2 separate regions of the Homo sapiens genome follow, and region 1 is linked to region 2. The links are chromatin loops, found by intact Hi-C in ENCODE. Cell type or tissue: Caco-2. All regions are shown on one strand. Each heading gives the region's core, and the rest is flanking DNA. Links, peaks and the distances in the headings are about the cores only.

The links. Hi-C counts contacts between places; a loop is a spot of excess contacts. Peaks named below come from ENCODE experiments on the same cell type or tissue, not always from the same donor. Only the 100,000 strongest peaks of a DNase experiment are listed, where the experiment ranks them.
Region 1: it touches region 2 in a loop (4-fold over the local background); 3 of 110 quality-filtered maps call a loop at or near these places.

The regions. Positions count from the first base shown.
Region 1 is chr14:71,683,080-71,693,436 of GRCh38, reverse strand. It overlaps SIPA1L1 (signal induced proliferation associated 1 like 1), which reads right to left. Exons shown (of 24, transcript NM_001386936.1): 13 at 7,806-8,075. Among named protein-coding and RNA genes, the nearest start is that of RGS6, 240 kb to the left of the region's middle. In Caco-2, for the core only: no CTCF peak of the experiment used is centred there; a DNase peak (open chromatin) is centred at 4,746.
Region 2 is chr14:71,331,960-71,342,316 of GRCh38, reverse strand. The region is part of intron 2 of SIPA1L1 (signal induced proliferation associated 1 like 1); the gene reads right to left. Among named protein-coding and RNA genes, the nearest start is that of SIPA1L1-AS1, 15 kb to the right of the region's middle. In Caco-2, for the core only: no CTCF peak of the experiment used is centred there; DNase peaks (open chromatin) are centred at 3,886 and 5,336.

The DNA.
Region 1 (10,357 bases), core at 1,154-9,153, 350 kb before region 2:
ATCTCCTCCTCCCAGGTTCAAGTGATTCTTCTGCCTCACCCTCCCGTGTAGCTGGGATTACAGGCACCCGCCACCACACCCAGCTAATTATTGTGTTTTTAGTAGACAGGCTTTCGCCATGTTGGCCAAGCTGGTCTCCTGACCTCAGGTGATCCACTTGCCTCGACCTCCCCAAGGGCAGGGATTACCAGTGTGAGCCACAGCAGTTGGCCCCAAAATCCAAAACTTTTTGAGCGCCAATATAACATTCAAATGAAATGCTCATTGGAGCATTCTGGATTTCAAATTTGGGATGCTCAACCAATAGGATCAATGCAAATATGCGCAAAATTAAAAAAAAATTGAAATTTGAAACATTTCTGGTTCAAGCATTTTGGGTAAGGGATGCTGAACCTGTATTACCCTAATTAATCTTCACAGACTCTAAGAGGTGGGGCTGTGACCTACTTGAGTCATGGGGATGTTAAAGTGCAGAAGGACAGGACCTTGCCCACTGCCACACACTCCCAGTAGCGTAGGCAGGATGCAAATCATGGCCCCTGGACAGCACAGCCTACCCTCCTGGTGCTTCTAGGAATTTCCAGGCAGGTCACACTAATACACAGGTGGCCCTGCAGAGAGGAAGCCGTTATGGAAACATTTCCCTAGGGTGAGTGCAGAATAGCTACTTTCGAGGCCCAAGGAATGATGAGTAAGTAACTGAAGAGCTGGAGCTGGACACAGTACTGGAGCATTCTCCTCCCATTCCTGGGCCACTCTGGAGTTTGTAAACGATGGGGAACTGGGAGGTGTGCCAAGCTGAAGCCATTGTGCCCATTTCCTGAATGCCTGAATAGGAACCACTGTTGCAGTATCATCTAAAAATGTGAACTTGCAAATCACATCAACTCTAATCCTGACATGGATGCCAGAGTACGCTGTTTCCTGCAAGGAGTGGAAAACAGGAGCCTTCAGAGTCCGGTCACTTTAAGTCAAATGCGGCCCTCTGCTTTTCTCCCTTGTCTTGGCTGACAAATACACCACCAGAATTCAGTTCCAACTAAAACCTTTTGAAGGAGTCAATCAAGATCTTGCATTTCACTTTGAGTCAATTTTAGAAAAGCTCTACCAGCAATATACTTTTAAAATGAAGTATTCTAAACTTAGTCAACAAAAACCAAATAATTCTACTTATATCTATGTTTAATGCTATAGCTTTATCAGACTATCAAGTGCTTTGCCTTTACCTATCATCTAATTTTTATAAAAGGAAATTGGTTTATTTTCTCCAAGATAGATTAAATTCTGTCCCCAGTTACTTAAATAAGCCCTTTTGTTATTAAAGGGTCATTACCACAAATGGAAAGTAGAGGAAACTCTTCGTGTGGAAAGCTGGACTACCATGTGAAGTGTAGACACACTAAGTTGAGGAAACTCTTCTTAAAAAAAGCATTGGGAGCCTATTAAATGCCAGAGTCTGTGGCTGGTATTTGGAATACAAAGATGAATAAGACAGGCTAAGTTTAAAGAAATGGACAAATAACATTAAAGCGAAGTTTCATAAATTTTGTGAGTGAAGAAGCCATGTGGTGGTAAGAACATTCCTAGTGAGGCAATTAAGGTAGAAATGGGAGGAGAGTGTTTTGGGGAAATTAAAGGCGACTTGTCAGAGGAGCAGGCATGGCAAGACTTCAGCAGTCAAAAGAAGGAGTGGAAGGTGCACCAAGTAGAGGAGCTCCTAAAAAGGCATCAAGGGGAACATAGTGCTTGCAGAGGAGAGAGCCACTCCCATGCCTAGGGATGGGGGTGGTGACGATGATAGGGGAAAAGGGAAAGGCAAGTCCACATAGACAAACTTTTTGGGAGGGACAGGGTCTCACTCTGTTACCCCGGCTGAAGTGCAGTGGCGTGATCACGGCTCACTGCAGCCTCAAATGCCCAGGCTCAGGTGATCCTCCCACTCAGCCTCCCAAGTAGCTGAGACTACAGGCATGTGCCACCACACCTGGCTAATTTTTTTTTATTTTTTGTAGATACGGGGTCTCACTATGTTGCCCAGGCTGGTCTTGAACTCCTAGACTCAAGCCATGCACCAGCCTTGGCCTCCCAAAGTGGTGGGATTATAGGCATAAACCACAGCACCCAGCCAACACAGGCAAACTTGCTGGTGAGTTGGACTTGATCCTGAAGGCTGTGTGGAACTATGGAAGGGCTATAATGAAAAGGCACAGCCTGAGGAGTATATCCATTTTTATTAGGTCATCCTTCCAGTGGGAGGCTGGTAATCATACCTAGAGGCTGTTGGCAACAGTTTAGGTAAGCAAAAGAAACTTAGTGCGAAATGAGAACTTCTCAGGCAATGGCAGGAACATGTGTGGAGATGGGATGATAGTGCTGAGGGGAAGTTGATAACGAATCCTACTTCTGCTCTGGATACTCAGGTAGATGGCAAAGCCATCCACCAAGGTGGGTAACACACGAGACGGAAGAGGCAGAAGGAGGGGCAGGTGTGAAGGTCAAGTCAGCTTGAACTTGTGAATGTGAGACACTTTCATGCCTTTCAAGTGCATATGTTCAGTAGGTAGTCAGGAATATGAAAAGTGAAAAAGAGACCAAGGCAAAACAGATCAGCTAAGGAACTGCCCACATACAGATGACAGTTGAGGTTGCTCAAGTGGATGAACCTTCTAGAAGAATTGCACAGTGTGGGATTCAAATAAAAATGAGGAAGAAGTGGGGAACACAAATTTCAGGGTGATGAGATAGGCGCAAAGAGCTGACGATACAAAAAAAATCAGGAATACCTTTTGGAAGACAAGGAAATGTAATTTGAAGAAGGAGGGAGTAGTGAATGGTATCAAATAAGCTAAGGACCTAACACCATCCAGAAGCTTTAGAAATGTAGAAGTTAGCTGGGTGCAGTGGCTCTCACCTGTGATCCCAGCACTTTGGGAGGCTGAGGAGGGAGGATCACTTGAGGCTAAGAGTTTACAACTAGTCTGGGCAACAGAGTGAGACACTGTCTCTATAAAAAAAATCATTTCAAAACATAAGCTGGGTGTGGTGTGGCGTGCACCTGCAGTACTAGTTACTCAGCAGATTGAGGTGGGAGGATGGCTTGAACCCAGGAGTTTGAGTTTACAGTGAGCTAAGATCAATGCCACTGCGACAGAGTGAGACCCTGTCACAAAAAAAAAATAATTAAAGAAATGAAAAGAAATATGGAAGTCAATGGGCAATGGGGACCTAGCTGGAGCATTCCCAGTGAAGTTCAAAAGTCCCATGATTTCAGGATCCTCATGGCAAGGCACGAAGCTGTGATGGAGGGGGCCAGTATTTGGAAAGCACAAGTCTGAGGCTTCTAACCACAGCTAATATTCTAAACAAAAGAAGAGTAAACATTAAATGGTGCTTGTTTTGTTTGAAAGCAGAAAATGACACAGTGGAAGATTAGCTTAGATCCTGTATGATATAACAAACTTAAAAAGTATTTCCTTAAAAATCAAGACTGAATGGTCACGTGACTATTATGCTCTCTGAGAGGAGAACTCTTTTAAGTTTGTTTCCACCATATTCACACCCTATATGGTGCTGGTGTCTGTAAGGAAGGAGGGAGGGAGGCTGCAGACGCAGCTGCCATAACTGCGTGAACAAAAAAGGCCCCCCATCCAGCTTCTTAAGAGTTAAGTGCAGGGGTCTCAAGGGGAGTAACAATGACATCCAGGTAAAACTCAGAAGTACCAAGTGTTCAGTGAGCTCTAACATCAAATATTTACATAAAGGCTGGTAATACCAGCCTAAAAAAAGGAGAAAAGAAAATCATTTTACATGCTAAGATGTCTGTTGTTTATCCAAAGCCCCTCAAATAGCTCAACTTTTATAAGCATATTAACACAGATCAGGGTTTTATTGCTGATCCCGCATTATGTTTAAACACAGTAATGTATCAAGTTCAGCGTGCCACAGCCAGCAATTTTTATTTCAATCCTACCCTTAAGCTCTAGGTAAATTTGAGGCCAAAATAGTGACCGTATCATATTACCTATTTCTGTTGAACGAATGTTAATTGTTAATAACTACTACTCTCACAAATACTGTAAAATTCTGTAATCAGAAAGCCACCTGGAGAGCATAAAACTCATATATTTAAACCAAATAGAAATTAGACTTTATTCTATTTAGATGCCAAATGGATTATCAATTCTTACTGTGTCAGTTTCTCTTAACTATGTATAAAGAACATCATCCAACTAAAGAATTTTTATTAAAACTCAAAACACCAACATTTTTATGTCATAAAAATCCTGACCTTGATATTAAAGGAAAAATATTATGCAGATTTATTTTTTTTGTTCCTAATGACCTTTAAGTCTGGGATACTACATACAAATTAAAGAAAAACTATGCTTCTACAAGCAGTAAATTAGTGTTTTCACCCAAAATGGACTGTGTTGGATCCATCCATGGTTACTTAAGTGGGCAGATTTGGGGAGCACTGGAGGAGTAGACTTGAGATGGCTGCTAACTTGAGCTTAAGTATAGCTGGTTTCTCTATGGTTAAACACAATTTCCCTAACCTACAGGAGAAAAAATGAATGGAATGAACAACTGTAAAGCATTCTTTAGTCACAATATTACGCCACACCATTACTGGTAAGGCAAGATTCAAGGTCTGGCAGACCCTGTCATTTATTTTCATGATTTATGATTCCTCTGAAAGGTCCAAATTATACTTGGTGAGTACAAGGTACAAATTGTAAATGGCACTCAGGACGGCGCTGGTATGCAGGGGAGAGTCAGATGGATGAGGGGTGCCCCGGTACTCCTCACTTCTGTATCTCAATAAGGTATTTGTTCTCAGTAGGACTACAAAGGGGATGCTTTAAGTTTTCAGTTATGTTTTACTAAATTTCATGAAGGAAATTATATTCTAAGGTGAACTTTATGCATCTGGGGACTCAAGAAGGACTGAGGAAGTATTTCTGATAAAACTCATGAATCTGCTCTATCCTCAAATATTCCTGGAGTCACAGTAGCAAAACAAACTTTCTCAAACACGAGTAGCCCGTATCCTAAATTCTTTGGACCAGAAATGTTTTGGATTTTGGAAGTTTTTGGATTTTGAAATATTTGCATTACACTTGCAGTTGAGCATCCCTAATCCGAATATCTGAAATCCTCCAATGGGCATTTCCTTTGAGCATCATGTCAGTGCTCAAAACGTTTTAGATTTTGTAGTATTACAGATTTCAGACTTTTGGATTAAGATATTCAATCTATAGTACCTTCTCTTTATGCCTCAAAATTAAAACTTAAAAGATATTTTTTACTAAAAATTAGGAATGATGGGGTAAGAAACTGAACTTTAAATTTTCATAAAAGAAGAATATCCATCCAATTAATTACCATATATTTCAAAATGAAGATGAGCCAAATCATCCTAATATCCTGGAAACTGTAGGACTGAGATCTCACAAGTCATCTAAGCCCTGCATCCTAAGATCTGAAATCCTAGTCTAGTGTACTGAATATATACCAGAGACTAAGGGGGCAGTGAGTAGAGGTTAAATTTTCCTGAAAACCTCGTCAGCCCCACCTATGGCCCTTTCACCTCTGCAGCTTAGAGAGTCACAAGCTACTCTAATGGTCTTCTAGAAGGCGCACTTACTGAGATGCATTTTCCTCTGGGTGGAGTAAAGAAGAAAGGCAGACACAAGTACACACAGAAATTACCTCTAGAACTCAAGGATCTACATCTGGAAAAAATGGAGTTCTGCATTCTCTAGCACTGAAAGCTGCTCCCATCGAAATATGATACTCAGCTACAAAAAATATTTTCCCTTTTGAAGGTCAGTATGACTGGCAAGGAGCTTTAGTTTCTGTTGCAGAAATTAAATTCAACATGGAATCAAAATACATTCTCAAATGGAATATTGTATAAAGGAAATTACACAAAGCCAATTTCACTTGTGAAAGCCTGCTGATTGTTCTGGAGAGAAAGAAAACAGCACTGAGGTGGGGGAAAAGGTCCTTCTCTATACAGTGATTTCCTAGGTTCATCTTTCAAAATGTGGGCCAAATCATGAATTCCAGTTAGCACACACCTCAGAGGCAGCCAAGTCTGGAATGTGTCAAAAAAAGAATTTACTCAGAGGTCTCTTGGATGTTTTCCTCCTCAAAATAAGGAAAGAGAGGAGTCCAGATGGTAATGGGGCCACTATGGGAGAGGAAACTTTTATTGAGATAAATAGCAAGGCTCTGTAAACAGATCTCCAGGATGAAATGAGAAGTTGTAGAAAGATGACTATGTTTTTGGTTTGTCTGTTTTAATTAAATTGTTTGTCTGTTTTTATTAAATTATTTCTACATGGTATCCTAGTAACCTAAAATAGTTAAGTGACAATGTTTTATGCAACAGTTCAAAAGTCAGACTAAGATAAAGACTTCATAGTGTGGTTTCTAAATCTTCCTGCTCTCTGCTTCCAAACTGGAGCGGTGATGATTTACGTGTATCTGGGAACCGTTTTCCTCAGCACCCTGCTCCTGCCAGACCTGGTTCTTGCCACTCAGATGAGTCAGGCTCATGTTTTGGCTTCCACATGGACCCTCCCTTCTCCCCAACACAGTTCCCAGAATACAGACTTCTCCCCAGGTCTAAGGGTTTTCACAACAACATTCTGAGATGTGATTAAGGCAATCCTGAAGAGATGGGGAAAGGACAGTGGATGGACAGAAAGAAGTTGACTTCTAGGCCAGGCGTGGTGGCTCACGCTGTAATCCCAGCTACTTGGGAGGCTGAGACAGGAGACTCGCTTGAACCTGGGAGGCAGAGGTTGCAGTGAGCCGAGATAGCACCACTGCACTCCAGCCTGGATGACAGAGTGAGACTCTGTCTAAAAAAAAGAAAAAAGAAAGAAAAAAAAGAAGTTGATGACTTCTAGCAGACCACTAGCAGATTATTCAATTAAACTGCTTTAGTGTACATGATTTGAGGTAACCAAATTTATAGTGCAATTACTTAAAATCTGTATAGCCAACTTCTATTCCCATTTTGAAAGCACTTAATCTAGTTTAATTTTAGGCCTGGACTCTAGTTCAAAGTGCTGCAGTTTACTCTTAACTCCAGACAAAAGTGCTAGGGCAACCTTGTAAAGGCAGAGTTAACCCACTACCTTTTGGGAGGGAACTCTCTATGGCTTTCAATTTAACAACAACCTTTGGTTTCTTACTTTCTAGGACCCCTCAGTCCCTCTCCCTCTGGCTTACTTTACTCAGGACTAAGTGTTTTAACGTATCTCCACGTATCGTCTTCTCTTCACTATTCTTTCCTATTTTCAGAGTAGTGAAAAATATGTTTGTGTTATACTAGTTTTCCTTCCGCATAATCCTTTATTAATAAAGTGACACAAACATAGTTATTCAACCAAAAACCTGCCTTCTGTTGCTCTTATATCATCATTTCGGAACAAAATGATGAAGACTGTCAAGGATGATATACAGTCACTGTCACCTCAAAGAGTCTGCTAAATTCTAATCCACAGGGCCACTAAGCATGCAGTAACGACGTCTGTTGATAATCACACGGAAATTAAAGAGCAAAGCACAAATACCAGTGTGCAGAGCTGAAGGCTTTGCTAGAATCAATCTCTGTTGATCCTTATGGCTTTGGAACACTACCATGCTTTGAAAGTCACTACGGTATGCACCTCAGTTTAATTCTTTGTTTCTAGTAAAATATGAGAAGGCCTAAAACTAGTGCTTATGGGTCTGTGTTACTTACATTTGGGGCAGAGAGAGATAGAGCAAACCTTTGAAGGCACACTTACCGCCTCTCTAGTGGGCGCCCGTCACTGGAGATGCTTCGAGGGATGTTGGCGGCTCTTTCTGGAGGAGGCATCTTCCCATCTCCTTTTCCAGCATTCAGCCGCGAGGTCATGGGACTCTGCACCTGGGACGGGACTTGAGGTGAATGAGGCCCCTTGCTGGCGTTCCTCTGCCACTTGTTATTATTTCGGAAGGGAAACTTGAATTCGTATGAAACACCTTCATTCATTTTGTACTCCATCACTGGCATGCGGTAGGTTTCAGAGCAACTCCTATTAGGGGCAAGGCACAGGGAGAAACACAATGGATACTGCTTTTTCTTGCTGGTGGAACCACATTGATTCTCATTAACACTTAAAAATGGATCCACAATTTCACCCTCTGTTTCAAACCACCTTTCAATCTTTGGGCCCTAGTACTTATTTTCTTTTCAAAAACCAGAACCCAAGGAAGTATTATAATAGTATTTTCCTTTACTCAATCCCAACTTTTTGAGTGCGAGATATGGAGTCTTTAAAAAACAATGGGACCCACGGACACCCTGGGGGTGGCCAGACTACTGAGACCTGAGGAGGAAAGGCCACCAGGACAGCATGACGGGGGCATACCTGAGAGCATGAAGTCTCAATGGAAGCAAGCGGCTTCACACACCCACCACTGCACACCACAACTGGGTTCTGAAAGGGTGTATGAGCAGCTTCACAACCCGCCACTGCACATCGTGACTGGGCTCCAAAAGGGTGAACGAGCAGCTTCACACACCTGCCATTGTACACCATGACTGGGGCTCCAAAAGGGTATACAAGCAGCTTCACACACCCGCCAATGCATACAGTGACTGAGCTCTGAAAGGGTGTATAAGCAGTTTCACACACCTGCCACTGCACATCTTGACTGGGCTCCAAAAGAGTGTATAAGCAGCTTCACACACTTGCCACTGCACATCGTGACTGGGCTCTGAAACGGTGTACGAGCAGCTTCACACCCCCACCACTGCACACCATGACCAGGCTCTGAAAGGGTGTATGCGCAGCTTCACATTCCCGCCACCGCACATTGCGACTGGGCTCCGAAAGGGTGTACGAGCAGCTTACAGACCATTTCACTTTGGACCAGCGACATCACAAGTGCTGTGTAGCCACATGCCTCCTGTCCTGGACAGTGCAGGCCCAAAGGGCGTCCGGCCAAAGGCCTGGTCTTGACGTGGATGAGGCTGAAGGCGCGGGGAGGGAAGGTGAGACATGGAGATGGGGGGCAAAGTGGAAGGGTTTACATAGTTGGCTGGCAGGAGAATAAGGACAATGGAAGGTGCCACTCTTTCATGACCTTGTCTACATATCTCAGTGTTGACTCCTTACATTTCAAATGTGTATTCCATAATGCATCTTCTCCCCCACCTTCAGTAGAGTTTTTGTTGTTGGAAAGTGCCACTTTTGGAGCATGTGCTCAGAAGGAGCAATGGCGTCTGCTGCCATCCTTACTTGACTCAGTCATAGCCCACGTCTCCAAGGAGTACTTTCTTCTTGGGGTTTCCTTACCAGTCCCCCAAATGTCCCAAAAGCCAAGGGTGACCTTAATCTGACCCTCCGCCCAAGGCTCCACTCTATCCCTTTTATGCTTTAATAGCAATGGCTTTCACACTTTCTGGATGACAACCTAAGACATACATTTCACACTGGGACACAGCACCACCATATATACACACAGATGTGCATCCTTCCTCTCATGTCTTCCATTTTGCTGTATTCTGAATACACTTCATCCAAAAATACACTGGGCACAATGTCCTAAATTGATTTGATGATCTACTTGAGAGTTATGGTCTGCAGTCTGTAAAACATTGTTTTATGGCACATTTGACATTACTTTTAGTAGTTAATGACTGCTATGTCATTAAAACCTTTTCTCTAATAGAACCTTTTCTCTAATATTAACGAATACTACTTTAGGCTCTGATATAATTTCAAGCTTTGATTCTGATATTTATGACAAAAATATGCCACTGCAACCCTTTTTTGGTTGTTCATAGAGGTAATACACTGTGGTATAGTTTAGAGTCTTTCATTTGTGACTACAGCCTTTCGTTTCTGACTAAATAAGGCATATTATAAAGATCTAATGTTCTGGATCAGTAAATACAATGCAAAAATATTACATTTTACCAAAGGAATATTGACTAAAATTTATAATAATGCATGGAAAAATTTCACTTATGCTCAAAATCTGGACTATCTTTGCTTCTCCTCAGCAATGCTCTTGTTCTAACTTGTAAACTCAAAGAACATCACCATCTATGCCCCTTTCTGTCGGCTGCTAGGAACCAGCACATGTACAGAACTTTATTATTATGTATTTTGGGCACCAACTTTCCAAAAATTTTCACCTAGGCCATGTTTTGCTTTCACTACTACCTCTTCCACCTCCAATTCCCTAGCTAAGCTTCTATTTTAATACTGTACAACTACTTTCTCTTTCTTTTTGAGAGAAGGTCTTGCTGTGTCGCCTAGGCTGGAGTGCTGTGACGTGATCAAGGTTCACCACAGCCTCAACCTCC
Region 2 (10,357 bases), core at 1,338-9,337:
CAGGTACGGTGGCTCACATCTCTAATCCCAGCACTTTGGGGGACAAAAAATGGCCCCCAAAAATGCAGGTGGATCATTTGAATCCAGGAATTTGAGACCAGCCTGGGCAACAAGGCAAAACCCCATCTCTACAAAAAATATAAAAATTAGCCAGGTATGGTGGGGCACAACAACAGTTCTAGCTACTCGGGAGGCTGAAATGGGAGAATCACTTTAACCCAGGAGGCAGAGGTTGCAGTAAGCAGAGATGATACCACTGCACTCCAGCCTGGGCAACAAAGTGAGACCCTGTCTCCAAAAAAAAAGAAGAGAAGAGCAAGTCATTCTACTGAAAAGACACATACACTCACACGTTCCTCACAACACTATTCACAACAGCAAAGACATGGAATCAAAGGAGGTGTTCATCAACAGTGGGTTGGATAAAGAAAATATGGTACATATACACCACAGAACACTATGCAGCCACAAAAAAAGAGTAAAATCATGTCCTGTGCATCAACATGGATACAGCTGGAGGCCGTTATTCTAAGCAAATTAAAGCAGGAAAAGAAAAAGCAAATACCACATGTTCTCACTTATAATTGGGAGCTAAACGCTGGGTACTCACGGACATAAGAATGGCAATAATAGACACTGGAACTACTAGAGAGGGGAGAGAGAGAGGGAGGGATGAGTTGAAAAACTAACTGTTGGGTACGATGCTCAGTACCTGCATAACGAGATTATTAGAAGCCCAAACCTCAGCATCACACAACATACCCACGTAACAAACCTGCACCTGTACCACTGAATCTAAAACAAAAGTTGGGGAGAAAAAAATCTGTATATTTCTAATATGCCTCCAGCCTCTTAAAAGACATGTATTTCAAAACAAAGCAGATGCTGACTTGATGACAGCCCGATAATTTTAGGGCAATAGGCAGAAGTCAAGGACAAGATGACAATTGCACAATCCATGCTGCAAGATGAAAAAGAAAGCATTTCACCCCAAAAAATAAATGTCTCAAGCTTCCTGTCTTGCTCAAGTTGGGAAGTAACGTGAAGATGTTCTTACTAGAAAAAACTCTGTGGTTATTACAAACTTAGTGAAGATTTACATTTATTTCACCTAACTATATATATTCACATTTCACCTAGCTATTCATATTAAAAGCATCTGCAATCCCGGGCCTTGGACTTCCCTCGGCAGGTGTCAGCCCACTGTGGAAGTTGCTCCCCACATCTCAGTAAGTTCTGTTGGCCAGAAAGGACATTCAATGACAAGCACTACTTTAAATACACTATCCATGACTTTTCTCTAGGTGTCAGAGATACTAGTACATCTTCACCTCCTGAAAGTTCACTTATATACCACTTAACTTTTATTTCTTTTTTTGAGACGGAGTCTCGCTCTGTTGTCCAGGCTGGAGTGCAGTGGTGCAACCACAGCTCACTGCAGCCTCTGCCTCCCGGGTTCAAGCAAGTCTCCTGCCTCAGCCTCCTGAAAAGCTGGGACTACAGGCATGCACCACCATGCCTGGCTAATTTTTTGTATTTTTTTAGTAGAGATGGGGTTTCGCCACGTTGGCCAGGATGGTAACTCCTGACCTCAGGTAACATCAAATTTTTCTCAGTAAAGCCTACAATAGGAAGAAATGAGGGAAAGAAAAAGAAATGGTATTAACTCTTATGCAAACCACGCCTGAGTCTCCTCAGGTAAACAGGAGAGCATCAGAAAGTTAGGGGAGCATCGGAAAACTAGGGGAGCATCGGAAAGCTAGGGAAGCAACTGAAAGCTAGACAAGTTATTTAGCCTTTCTCAGTTTCCTTACATCTGTTAAATGTTGATAATACCTATTTTTCAGGAATTTCATGAGGATAAAATGAGATGGAATAAGTAAAGAACCTAACACAGAATGAATTCACTGGTGTTGTTCAGCAAAAGATATTTATGGTCATTACTAACTGGGCACTAGGGCCGACACCGTGACAGGCCAAAGTCCTACAACAGATAAGAAAAAGAAACCACCAAATGGGTCACACACCAACTCTGTGAAATCCAGATCATTGTTAAAGATACGAAAAAAAAAACAGTCCCTGACTTTCCATTTGGGCACAACATGAATGAATAATAAACCATATACCATGCTTAAAACTATAGTAGCAAGATCAGCCTTTCATTGGAGAAACAGATGAAAATCTTTTATTATCAGTACAGCATAGTGTTTAAAACGAATTATAAGTTTAACAGGGTGGTGGTCATAGCTACCTATTATAAGCAGACAGGCTTTCTGGCATTCCCAACAAAATATGCTTTATGCACACAGCCAAAATATGACTGCAATTACTCTGGTCCCAACAGATGACTGCATTAGATAACGCCTCAACTCAGTAGCTGCTACAATCTATGTTAAGAGAAGCAGAAATTCTGTAACAGGAACTCAATATCCTGGCTCCCACAGAGTCCTAATGTCTATCTCACAGGCTTGTTTATAAAGATTAGCAATAATGTGACACAAAGTGCCTGACACAGTGGTTACTCAATAAATGATAGCTGACATTAATTACCAGGAAGCAACAAAATCTAAAGCCAGAACCTGCCATGAAACAAATGAAGATAGAGTGGCTCCTTCTCAACCAAGACATTAAGTTGTATGAAAACACTTGGATAGGCCTGGCACGGTGGCTCACGCCTATAATCCCAGCACTTTTACAGGCTGAGGCAGGCGGATTACCTGAGGTCCGGAGTTTAAGACCAGCCTGGCCAACATGGTGAAACCCTGTCTCTACTAAAAATACAAAAAATTAGCCGGGTGAAGTGGTGAGTGCCTGTAATCCCAGCTACTCGGGAGGCTGAGGCAGGAGAATCACTTGAACCCAGGAGGCGGAGGTTGCGGTGAGCCGAGATCATGCCACTGCACTCCAGCCTGGCCTACAGAGCGAGACTTTGTCCCAAAAAAAAAAAAAAGAAAGAAAGAAAAGTAAAGAAAACACTTAGATAAAGAACATAGTACTAAGCCCTACCACAAGGAGGGCTTGTCAGTAAACATCGGGTTAATCATCTTGCCAGTCAAGAAGGAATCCCAAAGTGCCCATTCCTCTGGGGCAAATAAAGAACCATGAAAAAAAGAGAAATGGTCTCTATCCTCAGAGAATCTATACCTACCTGAGGAGAAATCACATGGTTTCAGCTCTCTGTCTGCATTACTCCCTTGACTCTATGCTCCATGAAGGCAAAAACCAAAAACTTTATATTGCCATATAATACAGGCACTCAATAAATATCTGGTAATCTGGCCATGCACAGTGGCTCACACCTGTAATCCCAGCACTTTGGGAGGCCAAGGCAGGCAGATCACTTGAGGTTGGGAGTTCAAGACCAGCCTGGCCAACATGGTGAAACGCCATCTCTGCTAAAAATACAAAAAGAAGCCGGGTGTGGTGGTGCACACCTGTAATCCTAGCTACTCGGGAAGCTGAGGAAGGAGAATTGCTTGAACCCAGGAGGCGGAGGTTGCAGTGAGCCGAGATCACACCATTGCACTCCAGCCTAGGCAACAAAGTGAGACTCTGTCTCAAAAAATAATAATAATAAATAAAAATAAAATAAATAAAAATCTAGTAACCAAATGAGCCTCATAGGATCTCAGGACTAAAAGAGCCACCTAATTCAAAACTTTCCAAGCCTGGCTTCACAGACTGCTCAACCTAAACTCTCAAGGTGGAGGCTGAGAATCTGTGTATTTAAATGCCCCCGGATGACTGTGACACTCGAGACAGATAATCACTAGTGTAACTGAGCCCATGTGAATCATGTGAACGCCCTTTACAATGACCCTGTCCAGAAATGATCCAGCCTTATGCATTAGGGCCTCCAACGATGGGACACAGCCTATCACAACTGCAAGCACCTGGACCAGCAAAGTCCTTTCTAATGTTTACTCAAATATCTGTATTTACTCTACTCATTGGTTCTGTCCTGTGAGGCCTGAGAAGACAAAAGGTAACCTCTCCTCCTTCCACTTGATGGACTTTTGACTCCTGCGACAAAGGATGATGCCCCTCTGAGTTTTCTCCAGGCTAAACACCCTTGATGAACTATGCATTAATCATTAAGTGCTAGGCTCTTTAAGTGCGCAACACAATACAACAACATGTCAGAGAAGGGAGAAATCAGGGTGTGTTATGGTAACCAGCAAGACATCAATGAAGAAGGTGGGTCTTGAAGGATGAGAAAGACAGGGATAAAACTAGTGTTCAGGGGCTGGTGCCCAGAGGGAAAAGGGAGACAAGATACTGATAAGGAGTACCATATGCAGGGAAGGGTATAAGAGTGATAAAGCAACAAATGAGGAAATTAGTAGATTTCACATACATTTTTCTTTTTTTAAGACATGGTCTCACTCTGCTGCCCAGGCTGGAGTGCAGTGGCACTATCTCTGCTCACTGCAGCCTCGACCTCCTGGCCTCATGCGATCCTCCCATCTCAGCCTCCTGAACAGCTGGGACTACAGGCATGCATCACCATGCCTAGCTTATTTTTTGTAGAGACAGGATTTCACCATGTTGCCCAGGCTGGTCTCCAACTCCTAGGCTCAAGTGAACCATCCATCTCAGCCTCTGATACGGTTTGGCTGTGTCCCCACCCAAATCTCATCTTGAATTGTAGCTCCCATAATTCCCACGTGTCATGGGAGGGAGCCGGTGGGAGATAATTGAATCATGGATGCTGGTCTTTTCCATGCTGTTCTTGTGATAGTGAATAAGTCTCATGAGATCTGATGGTTTTATAAAGAGGAGTTCTCCAGGACATGCTCTCTTGCCTGCTGCCATGTAAGACGTAACTTTGCTACTCATCTGCCTTCTGCCATGATTGTGAGGCTTCCCCAGCCATGTGGAACTGTGAGTCCATTAAGCCTCTTTCCTTTATAAATTACCCAGTCTCAAGTATGTCTTTATTAGCAGTGTGAGAAGAGACTGATACAGCCTCCCAAAGTGCTGAGATTACAAGTGTGAACCACCGCACCTGGCCTCCATACTTTTTGAATTAAATATAACTAAAACTGAAAACGAACTGAAGATTTTTCGAAAATCAGAATAGGACGGAAGAGGACAGAGCAAAGTCCTAGCATAGGAAGGCAGAGACATAGTCTGGTAGAGGCCAAAAATGGAGAGACCAAATAGGAATGTCGTAAAAGCAAGCAGGAAAGTATGACTTTGATGTAGCAAAGTATTAGAGCCACTTGAGTTCCTCCAGGGTGGCACATGTAACTAAGTGGTCCCTTAGAAAGAATGATCAGACAAGATGGCCTGGAGAATGGGACAGCGGGAGTCAAACGGGTCAGAAAGGAGGCCTAAGCCTAGATACAGCCGCTTAGATACAGGGGTCAAGGTCCACTCTAAGACAGTGACAATAAAACTAAGAGCAAAAGCTAAAAAAATCAATTCAAAGGGAAAAAAATGATAAAGCTTGGTCACAGATCAGAGCAAAAGTAAAAGAAAGGGAAGAATCAGAAACGACTTCTAAGAGCTGCAAGAAATTCGAGGGAAAAACAGGATAATACTCTGGAAAGGTGCGGTAAAACAATTACGCAATCACATGTACTGAATGCACTGGTGGATTAGTACTAGGGTGGTTTTATTTTATGAAAGCTTCAAAGTTCACTCCCTGTTCTACAAACACACTTAGTAACTGGTCGTTTTGCTATTTTCTCTGGTCCCAGCACAGGTTGTAGTTTCTGTGTCAGCAGACAGGGAATATTTGGTTTTGAATCCTTAAATCTGTAACATTACCACCAAAGTTAAAGCGCTTGCAAAAAATGTGCTTTGACAGAGCTAGGTGAAAGAAGCCAGTCACAAAACACAAAATATTGTATGATCCCATTTATATGAAACACATAGAAGAGGCAAATCTATAAAGACAGAAAGTAGGTTAGTGGTAGCCTAGGGCTAGGGTCGGAGAGGAGGGGTGCGGCTGGAAAGAAATGGGGGGTGACTGCAAATGGGCTTGGAGTTTCTTTGCGGGGTAATGAAAATGTTCTAAAATTGTTTATAGAGATAGCTGCAGAACTGTATGAATATACTAAGAACTACTGACTTTTTAATTTAAATAGAGAATTATAACTCAATAAAGTTGTTATTTAAAAAAACTTTAGGAGTACATAAATAATTACTGCAACCTCAGACGCTCAGCATCTCTCCAATAAAAGCAACTATTGCACTTAAGTTCAAATAAATAGCCATCAGACAATTTGGAAAGCCTAAAAGATACTTTAGGAAGACTAAGACAGTCATGTTCCTTCTAGGGGGAAAAATTAAGCATGAAAAAGATACAGATTTAAACATATAGATCCCCTTTAAATTAGTTGTTACAATTGACCAAAATTTTCTAATATGTACTTAAAAAGGAAAGACAAGGTTTGAGGTTTCTCTTCAACAATTATGAACAATTATGTCAAGTAATATACTGGGTACCTATGGTTCAGTTTCTTAGAGGCTGAAACAAAATAATGTACAGTAAGCCAATTCAATGAAAAGCAAAAGACTATGTAACTTAACAATTATTAAGCGGATGGGTAAACCTATTTTATAAATCTGAAGACCTAACAAAAACCCTCATGTAGAGAGAGGTCCTTTTGCTCAAAACATATAAGAAAACTATCCAAAATAACTTCTGCCCCCATGATATCTCCTGAAAAACATGGTTCCTACCTCCCTGAGGCCTTCATTATTAAAGCGATTACCATTCTCTTTCCACTGAACACTTAGAATGCTTACTTAGATGGTATTCCAACGGTTACCATACTTACTTAGATGGCAGTCATCAAGTTATATTCACTGCATGTGTCAGGACCTTTCTAAATCAGAGGACCTGCAATGGGCGCACACTGCTGATGCCCAGTGGAACCTTGCTGACTGATAATCAAACGAGGACAGCAGTGAAGAGTGATAGTGTTTCTGTTCAAAACTGCTTGTGGATTAGAAGAACCCAAAACCACCACATCTGTTGGCTAAAGACATTTTTTTTTCTTTTGAGACACAGTCTCACTCTGTCGCCCAGGGTAGAGTGCAGTGGCACGATCTTGGCTCACTGCAAGCTCCGCCTCCTGGGTTCACACTCCATTCTCCTACCTCAGCCTGCCAAGTAGCTGGAACTACAGGCGCCCACTACCACGCCCGGCTAATTTTTTGTATTTTTGGTAGAGACGGGGTTTCTCCGTGCTAGCCAGGATGGTCTTGATCTCCTGAGCTCGTGATCCGCCCGCCTCAGCCTCCCAAAGCGCTTGGGATTACAGGCGTGAGCCACCACGCCCAGCCAAGACATTCTTAAAGGAACAATCAACTGGTAGGAAAGTATAGATTATAAAAGTACTACATTTCAAATATATAACTATTTACTACTACCTCTAATGACAGACATTTAATAAATTCAAAATGACACTGATAAAAATACAAGACTGATGCTTTCAACATGGTGGATCCTAAGCAAATTTTAATTCAATAGATTCAAATACATACTTAATGTATTTCACCTGCCTGAAAAAAAGTAAAGCAGTCAAAAAAACTAGAATATATAAGTTTTCTGAATCAAGAAACATGAAGAGCGGTCTCCCAAAATCATCTGACCTATTAGACCCTATCTGTTAATGGATTCAAGTTATGGAAAAAGCCTAAAATAAAGAATTTGAGAAAGATAAGAGCCATTTTTCTACTACAATACCCTCCCACCTAAATAAATTACTTTGGCCCAAAGCTATGTTTATTAAGAGGCAAGTCTGGTACCACACTCTCAAGTATGGTTCTACACAAAATGAAGCCCTCTGACACCCTGGAGATAACTGAAATACATACATACCAAGTTCTCCCAGAAGCTGCCCAGGAATTGCAGGAGGGATCAAAGAGAAAGCTTTCACATCTACTGGGAAAGAAACCAGGCTTTGGAGGGCATATGCTAACTTTCCACAATACAATGTGGCCTATGAGTTAAATAGTGCAAAGGAGACCACAAAGGACACAAGATGGTAGCCAGTCTACTTTCCAGAAATAATGTAAGACACAGCTTTACAAGTTTTAACTTTTTTTTTCTCATTTGATCTCAAGAATTCTGAGAAGGGCAGACACTCTCCCCATTTCACAGATGAGAAAACTAAAGCTCATGAAGACTGACAGACCTGCCCAGCTGCCTACCTGACTGCTCCACTTGGCAAGTCAACTTGCATCTCATACCCAACATGCACAGATCAACTCTTAATACCACACCCAAACTTGCTCCTCTAGGCATCTCCATTTCAATAAATGGCATCCCCATTATTCCAGCTGCTCAGGCTAAACACCTCGGTGTCATCCTTGAGTATACTCTTTGTCACACTCCACATCATCTCACCCACCAGTGAATCATTTTAGCCCCATTTGAGATATATCCAGAAACCACTCACTTCTCATCACCTCCACAGCTGCTATCATATCTCACCTATAGAGCATTGCTAGAAACCTCTAACATCCCCCTATTTCCACCTTTGCACTCCTCCCCATTCTATTCCCCTACACAACAGAGTGTCACTCTTTAAAGATGTCAGACCAAAACCCTTTGTACAAAACCCTCCAGTGGCTTCCCATCTCACTCAGAGTTGTTTATTGATGTATCCCTAGGATGAGAACGTATCTGCCACCTACAAAATGCATAATGATACTGCTGATTAGTAAATGAAAGACAGCCAAAGTCACACAACTAGTATGTAGTAAAGCCAGGACTAGAACAAATCTTCCACTGTTCTTTGGTAACACTGAAACCAGATTTACGAAAAGCAACAATCGACATGGGAGGAAATTCTTACATTTTACTTTGCATAACTGAATCTTTTCATGTATAGTCAATACTATGTTGAATTTCCAACAAGTTAAAATGAAAATATCACTTTATAAAGCCATGAAATCTCACACTAGGAACTCTGAATATTACTTTTTTGGCAGCATGAGCAAATACCTGCTTAATTATCACAGTAATGGCACTCAGATCTTCAGTGTGACTGTTCTGCATTCAGTGACATGATGTTACCATTATCCCAAGACGACTACACATAAAAGATGACCATAGTCTAAAAGATTCAGAACCAAGCACCTAGAAGAGGTAACAAGCATTTCCAAATCTCCTACACACACATTATACCAATCATCTGAAACAGGCATTAAGTTTCCAGGGTGCTACCTGTAACAACAGAAAGGTTAGATTCAGAACTGTCTACTACCAAAATTAAAAAGAAAAACTCTGAGCTGAGTTTAAATGTTGATTGGTTTCAGCTCAGAATGAACTAACACTAAAATTATCCACCATTATAGAATTTTCTCACTAAAATATTTTAGAGTTAAAAACAAATACTCTAAATTTCTTTCTTCAGTTCTTTCAAAAATATTTCTACTATCTATAAAAAGGCCTAAATCTTACTAAATCATAGTAATAAATTTATAGAATTTTTACAGTAGGTCTTAAAGAAAACTGAATTCAACCCTCAATTTTCTCCCTTTTACAAGGATTATTTGATACATAACAGGTAAACAATGAAGACTTATTAAGTGAATGAAGAAATGAATGAATGAATGAAGATGCAGAAGGGTTATATGACTCTTCAAAGCTCCAGCAATCAATATCAAACCCAGGACTAGTCATAACTAGCTTTCCAGATTCTTTTGGGGTGGGTGTGGGAGTAGAAGAAACCAAGATTTAAAAACCCTATCTGGGTCCTCAGGAAAATCTTAACCAAAAGGCATTACAGCCAGTTTCCTTTGGTACTCTTTCTTAGAAAAGCACTTGATAAAATAAATTTTGCCAAGATATATCTCCTTGGAAACCAAAATGCAGTTGACTGTTTATTTCTCTCTATATATATAAATAATATTTAATATAGGACCATAAACAACTGCAATTGTTTTTGCACCAAAACAGGTGGCCTTTGACTAAAAGAAAAATCCAACTAGAGGAGAGGAACAGAACATTGACAAGGGCCACATAAGTCACTAGAAGAGTATCAGCTATACAAGGACAGGAACCATGTATCCTGTTTACCAGCAGCAGCCACCAGTCCCTGGCATATAATGGGATTCAATAAACACTTACAGGAAAAGTGAATAAATTACTCCTTAGAGACCCACCTATGCAAACAAAAATTCATATGGTCACCATTCAAATACCTTGCAGATACAAATTCATTTGGTCACTAATAAACAAATCTTTATGGTAGGCCTACTACATACAAGCATACTACATTATTCCTCCATGGAAATTCTACCAAATGTCCCTTCAAATAATATACTCAACCAAAATTATCCCCATCATTGTATTAAGATGATGAGAAAATATTTCTTAAGTAGCCGAAATTTG